Regions from separate parts of the Homo sapiens genome. Here region 1 is linked to region 2. Evidence: chromatin contacts called from ENCODE Hi-C or POLR2A ChIA-PET data. All regions are on one chromosome and are shown on one strand. Each heading gives the region's core, a stretch centred on a gene start or an enhancer-like site at or near the end of the contact. The rest is flanking DNA. Distances are from core to core; before and after follow the strand shown. Region 1 has its middle 120 kb from the start of GOSR1. Region 2 holds the start of SSH2 (slingshot protein phosphatase 2).

Region 1 (3,418 bases), core at 370-2,869, 670 kb after region 2:
CTAATTAATATATATATATATATATTTTTTTTTTTTTTTTTTAGCAGAGACGGGATTTCACCAAGTTGGCCAGGCTGGTCTTGAACTCCTGACCTCAAATGATCCGCCCGCCTTGGCCTCCCAAAGTGTTGGGATTACAGGGGTGAGCCACCCTGCCCGGCCTATCTGTGGTATTTCTAGTGTGATGTCTAGAACTTCATATACTTTTTTGGATTACTTTAATTGTAAGGCTGTATCCAAACTGATGAAATGCTCTCAGAGGTAACTATCTGGAGAGGTGACTACACTGATGCATTAAAAGAAATGACTGGCATGGAATAAGGATTAAAATATATTAATCCAAAACATTTAAAATTGCATTAATAACAGCCTAAAGCAAAACTAATGAATCACATAAAAAATCTCCCACGCTGTTGTTCTTAGTAGTTTACATTGTGCTACATACTTTCGCATGCATATGCATACAACTTCTATTCTGTTTTTAAACTTTGCATTACATATACATTCTTCCATATTATATGATCTTCATAAAACTTGTCAGTTAAATGGCTGCATTAAAAAGCATGCGGTTCATGGACCATTATGCTGTTCCCTCATTCCTTTTGTTATTAATGGAATATAGCAAAGAACATCTTCCGTACTATTATTTATTTGTCAAGAATAGGGCCAGGCATGGTGGCTCAGGGAGCCGAGCCTGAGAGCACTTTGGGAGGCCGAGGCAGGCGGATCTCTTGAGGTCAGGAGTTCGTGACCAGCCTGGCAACGTGGGGAAACCTAAATGTCTCTACTAAACATGTCTCTACTAAAAATACAAAAATTAATGGGGCGTGGTGGTGCACACCTGTGGTCCCAGCTACTCCAGAGGCTCATGTGAGAGTATCACCAGAGCCCAGGAAGTTGAGGCTGCAGTGAGGCGTGGTCACACTACTGCACTCAAGCCTGGGCGACAGAGGGTGACCCTGTCAAAAAAAAAAAAAAAAATCCTAGCAGTAAAGTTACAAGGTCAAAGGATAAGGTACACATTTAAAAAGAAATTTTCTTTCTCCTCCTGAGATAACTAAATACAGCAGTGTATGAACAACCCTTCATACATTACTCTCCAAGGTTTATCTTGTTAATCCTTTCAGATGTTATCATCTCCCTATCCTTGGCTGCACCTGAAAAGAGCAGGAGCCGGCAGGTAACCCGATCGCCTCCCCCAGGTGAGTCTCCGATGGAGGTGTCAACTACAAGACCAGGAGCAGAGCAGTCCTGGGGCTTTGCTGGAACCATTGGCGTGGGAATGCTGTCTCTTCCCTCGCCCGAGAGACGCCAGATTCCCAGCGGGCAGCGGACTCGGTTCTAACCTTCCTCGCCCCAGCCTCTAGGAGCGCTCTGCACGCAGTGGGCGTCTAATAAATGCAGTCGGCCCTGCTTGGACAAAAGCTCTCCTTAAGTGGACCGGACACTATGCCCCTCCAGGTGCCAGAGTTGTCGCCCCCGCTGCCACTTTGCTCCCTGCGCGCGTTCCGCGTGAGACCCTCGGCGGCACCTCACCCACTCCCTGACGGCCGGTGCCAGCCCGGGGCACCCTGGGTACTCTGCGCGCGCCCGCTGGCCCCGCCCGGCCCCAACGGCCCCAACTCCCGTCTCCTCCCAGTCCCCCGGAGCCGACCAGTGGTGGCGGCAGCCCCAGGTCCCGGGTCCCTCAGACAAAAAGGCGGGTGGAGGAGGAGTAGCCGAGCCCAGAGTCCTGCTCCGGCGCCGCCGAGCACCGCCCGCCTCAGCCGACCAGCCCCGTCGGCTACTGGGCCTAGCCTAGAGGAGAGGAGGGAAAGGCCGCGGAGGCCGCGAGGAGACGGCTGGGGCGCCAGCGGCCGGCTGCCGCCTAGTTGTGCTGCCCGGACCAAGGAAGGAGAAGTGGGAGGAGCGGGGAGCTCAGCGGCTCAGGACGACGACGCTCGCCACATCCGGGACCCTCCGGCCGTGGCGGTCGCAGCGCCGGCAGCTCGGGCCTCAGCCCCTGCCTCTGTGGTGACTCCGCCGCGCTTCGACGTCGCCCCTGTCCCCGTCCCGCCCGCCGCCCCCGCCAACCCCGCCGCCGGGGACATGTCCAACCCCTGAAGCCGGAGGAACGGGCCAGTCAGACTGCGCCCGACAGGTGATGGGGAGCGGCGGCCGGGCTGGGCAGCCGCCGGGTGGGCGAGCTGGCGCGGGGTACCTGTTGACTTGGGAAGGGCCAGGATCGCGATCAATGGTGAGTTGGGGGTCGGAGGAGTAGGAAGGCCTAGTTCAGGGAGAGTAATTGGAAAGCCACTCGCTCTGGTTTGGACATTCTTTAAAAAGCCGAGGATGACTCGGGGAGGCGGGGTAGTCTTTTGTGGAGGGGAGGATACACCCGTTCGCATCGCAGCGGATTTCGGGCTGAAAAGTCTTGGTCAAGGAGCCCGACGCTGCCTCCCGGGGCTCGGGGAGCAGCAGCCCCTGGGCTACGGCCCAGGTGGGCTCGTGAAGGGGATTATTGAATCCGGTTGCAGACTGCGCGCAGTAAACACTCCTTAAAGATGGAGCGCTTAACGGGAGGGTGTACGTGTGTGTTCCCGGGTTGTTACCTTGCACACCCACTTATGCCCGCTTGCAAAACCTTTACTCCCCGCCTCTGGCCACCGTTGCCGGGGCCGCACACCTTAAACTCAGGTCTCTCTGAGGAGAGGAGACTGAGGTTGACTTTTCCCATGTGCCTGTCTGATCCGACGGCTCGGGCTCATTGTACACTGTGTTTTGGAAGTGTCTGATTGTAGGGTGGCATGTTTGGGGTTGTACCTTGTAGGCCGCAGAACTTGTGTCACTTCTAACTCCAGACCTGCTTTAAAAACACACTTTTGGAGGCGGGTAGGGGGTACTTTTCTAACTATGTGCTCATACAAACTTTAGAGCAAACTTTCTCTTACTCTCCCCACCCTCCCCCTTCCTTTTTCTAAATGGAAAATAATGTCCGGAGGGGTTGCTAGATAGAAGACTACACTTACAAAGTGTTTATGATTCCAGGCGCATGAAATCTTTAACATTACAGGTACATTTTTGCTTACAGTGCCATTTTTGGTATTCTTACATGGACATGTCACCCCCATTTTAGGAAAACTTGTATTTGGTTTGAAAAGGAATTGAAATCACGACGTTATCCTACCTTCACCATTTACCCCTGATAAATTGTCCACGTTTATATTCCGATGAGTGGTGAGAAAGATAATTTTCCGTAGAGGATTTGTGTGTGCGTGCACGTGTACGAATAAACTGTAATTATGTTTGTCCACACTAGACTTTGAGATTTATTTGAGCTAATTTTGTGGTTGAATGCCTGTGTGTCACATCCCAGTACAGCTAGATGAAAACTTGCAGTGAATTTGGTATTTGAGAATTTATCTCGAATGTCTGTTGG
Region 2 (3,305 bases), core at 264-2,763:
AAATTCAGGAAATTATACTGAAATGACAAGCCAGCAAATTTCAGGATATCAAAGCTCACACCTCAGTTAACATACAAATATTAAGGGTAACCTGATGATTTTTTTACAGTGGAAAGTGGTACAGTGTTTATTAAATACCTTTTTTTGCAACCTGATACTACCAAATCCACCAACACCGTTTTTAAAATTACAGTTCTGTAGGAAGTTCAAGGTGGTTTTCCCAGTTGCTCGCATTTTCACTCAGTTTATTTCTCTCTAAAACATCTGGATGTTGGTTTTTTAAAGCCCATTTGCCCCACTGGTGCAATATATTGTTTTTAAAAATAAATATTTTCAAAAATGGAGCCTAAGAGAATGGAGTGTAAACGAATGGGGGTGGGGCGAGGAGAGAAGGCAAAGACGGGCCCAGCGGGGAAAGGCTGGTTACTGGGTATTTTCCTTCTGAGAGCATGCTTTATTGGCATAGGCATCTGAGGTAACGAGCCATACAAACACGACCTTAGAACAAGAATGATCACGAGCAATGAGTGTAAGGCATAAATATCTGTAAGACGGAAATAATTTGACACTGATCACTAAGCAGCACCAGATGCTTCGGGACCTCATAAAGGAAAGGTAAGAGGTCCAGGAAACAGAGATCATTGCTACCCTCTGGGGTGGGGGGCAGGCGGGAGAAACCAAGGAATAACTACGGTTGGGCAGTTCAAAGCCTGAACAGTACAGAGCAAAAGAAAGCCAGCAAGTGACTAGGGGAAGGCACACACCCTGGCGAGTACGAAGAAGGGTGTGCAGTGTGCAAATACTGAACAGGTCTATGAAATGGTGTGGGTAAGAGATGTGGGTGTGGGTAAGGGGCAACGCAGGAGGCTCACGGTCCCCTCCCTGCAGCAGAGCAACAGAGGGTAAAAGAAGGGGGAGGGTGAAAAGCAAGAATGACTCATTACCAAAAGGAAGTGCTCAAGCCATAGGGAGGCATGCCACAGGGGATTTCAGGGCGAGGATTGTGAGGAGCTAGGTGCTCAGGGTGATGGGGGCAAAAATCAACGTCTTGTAGTTCCTGCTGCTAGTCTTTAACATGGGGGTGTGGGGGGGTTCGCGGCAGCCGAGTGCCAAGGCCTGGGAAGCGGCGCGGCGCGTGCGCAGTGGCGTTCGGCGGGACCCGCTGAGGCAAAGCGGAGCCGCAGTGACAGAAGCAAGCGGAGCGGCCGCCAGGAAGGACTCACCGAGGCGCAGGGGCTGGAGGTGGTGCTGGGGGTAGGTGACCGCTGGACCGTGACCAAAGCCATCTAGGCGCTGCTGGGTTGTTCCGGGCAGGGCATTCTTGTCCTGAGTGTGGGGGACGGGAGGGTGACGGAGCCGGGATGGGGAAAGGGGTGCGGGGTGGGGGTGAAGGGAACGGGGAGGAGGAGGAGGCCGCGGGAACGGCCGCAGACTCCGCACCCACCACCAGACTGTCGCCGACTGACGCTCCGAACGGGCGGCGGGCGGGCGGTTCCGCAGCTGCGGGGCACAATGAGCGCTCCCAGTGCGCAGGCGCCACCTGTCAGCTACCGCCTCTCCCCTCGGCGCGCGCCGCCGCCTGGTCGTAACCCTTGAGTTGCCGGAAGCTGGCCGAGTGCGTGCGCCTCGGGCCGCCGCACCCTCCTGGGTTTCCTCCTTCGTGCTGGAATCGCGCGGTTTGCCAGCACTGGGTGCTGTGGAGTGGGGTGGGGGAAGGGGCCGAAGGGAGCCAGCCCGGTGAGGGGTCCCAGGGCGGGGGGCCGCTGGAGTCTTCACTCCTGAGAGACAACCATTTTATGAGGTGGGGCGGCGCACAGCTTAACCAACCTTAAAAAAAAGCAGCTGAGATGAAAATCCTGAAGCAAACACGTTTTCTATTGGGAAAGGGCTCCGCGGAGTTTCAAACCCTCTCACTGGGCGCAGACAGAACTGGGCTAGACCAGTTTACTCCCTTCACCCCGGCTCTCGGGGGCTTTTTCTTAACTTTTCCCCCCCTTCCGTCTATGTTTTATGATGAGACTTCTGGAAAGAAAACCATTTTCCGTTTGATACCCTGGAAAGGTTTGTGGTACCCTCATGCTTCCTCTATTGCCTGTCTAAAGACTTATTCATTATTCCTGAGGAGAAGAGAAGCTGAGCGCGCCTGGGAGTCCGAGGAAGCCGGTTGTGAGGGTCCAGCCTGCTATTGACCTCTCACTTGCCTCCTGCTGTGAAGACAGTCTTTTAATTAAACAGGATTTGCTCGTTAAGCTTTCTTCTCCTTCGTCTCTAAATGTCATTCTTTCATAGACCTATGTAAAAATGTAGATTAAAAGATATTTTAAGGGAATGGTTTTCTCAGGGGTAAATTGTCTGCAGAACATAAGCAAAGAATGTAATGGAAAATCAAGATTAAAAAGGAAAAAAATTGCACAATGCAAATATCACTGATTATTTACACAAAGAAAGAGAGTTGACAAGGCTATTTCTCAGCTTGAGTGGATGAGCTGGTAAATACCACCGTACATATCAAAGCTGTAGAAAACACACACACTTGGGAGTTTGCAGTTATTAAAACCCACCCCCTCCTGTTTGTCACTCAAACACTCTTGGATCTCATTGCTTCTTTTAAACTGACAGGGCTGTCATGAGCTCTTTCTGGCTGCTGTACGGTTAAACGCCACAAGAGTCCTCTGTGCTGAGCCTTTGTTCTCTCCCTGGGGCCCTGTGGTTGAAATAATTAGCAGGGAGGTTCCATCAAGAATCAGACACTGAGGGTCCCTGTACTGTACAGTCCTATGTAGAGTGTAGTGCAGAGAAGCCAGCTGGTAGGCTTTTGCCCCCTGGTGGTGATCAGGAGTGCCTGTGAGACAAAATTAAACAAAGATGTATGGTTCACAGATTAAACAATCTGACTGTGTTTTCCCCAGAGCTCCGTAGTAAACAGGAAAAGAGAAGGCAAGTTTCAGAAGTAAGAACTTTGAACCAATGCATGGGAGACCAAAGAGGAAACTAGATACATAGCCAAAAAATACACATAGCTAGAAGCTGAATGAACTCAAATAAATGAAATATATGTGCTTTATGAACCAAAGTATCATTCTAGAAAAAGTAATATTCAAATCTGTAGGTCTTAGTACTTGTATGTTGATTCTCTGACTCAGGGAGGGCAACAATGATGTTCTACTTTTTCATGGTAACATACTCTTCAGAAATTCTTTTGGAAGATGAAAGGCTTAAGTCCATTAACCTTGCAGTGAGAAAGAGCACTACCATAGGAATCAGAAGACCTGGTTTCTAGTTCCAGCTCTAAAACCTTATGCAAA

The links. Hi-C counts contacts between places; a loop is a spot of excess contacts on that map. ChIA-PET counts read pairs that join two places held with the same protein, here RNA polymerase II (POLR2A). Pooled maps may share reads with other maps.
Region 1: a loop to region 2 is called in a map of OCI-LY7, with 7 times the contacts of the local background. The contact joins the enhancer-like site here to the promoter of SSH2 in region 2. A Hi-C loop is called at or near these places in 1 of 168 maps with a recorded cell type or tissue (OCI-LY7) and 6 of 50 pooled maps. POLR2A ChIA-PET finds 5 or more read pairs at or near these places in 2 of 52 experiments (HCT116 and PC-9).

The regions. Positions count from the first base shown.
Region 1 is chr17:30,598,777-30,602,194 of GRCh38, forward strand. It overlaps the pseudogene SMURF2P1-LRRC37BP1 and the pseudogene SMURF2P1. Among named protein-coding and RNA genes, the nearest start is that of GOSR1, 120 kb to the left of the region's middle. RefSeq lists a silencer at 1,506-1,985. Within about 2 kb of position 1,620, at least 40 of the 41 ENCODE cell types and tissues checked have a DNase peak (open chromatin) inside an H3K27ac peak, as active enhancers do; they include HCT116, OCI-LY7 and PC-9, where a contact is called at or near this core.
Region 2 is chr17:29,928,715-29,932,019 of GRCh38, forward strand. It overlaps SSH2 (slingshot protein phosphatase 2), which reads right to left and starts at 1,514. Exons shown (of 16, transcript NM_001282129.2): 1 at 1,224-1,514. The coding sequence starts at 1,286. It also overlaps a transcript of EFCAB5 not described here. RefSeq lists silencers at 714-763, 1,274-1,553, 1,704-1,793, 2,527-2,696.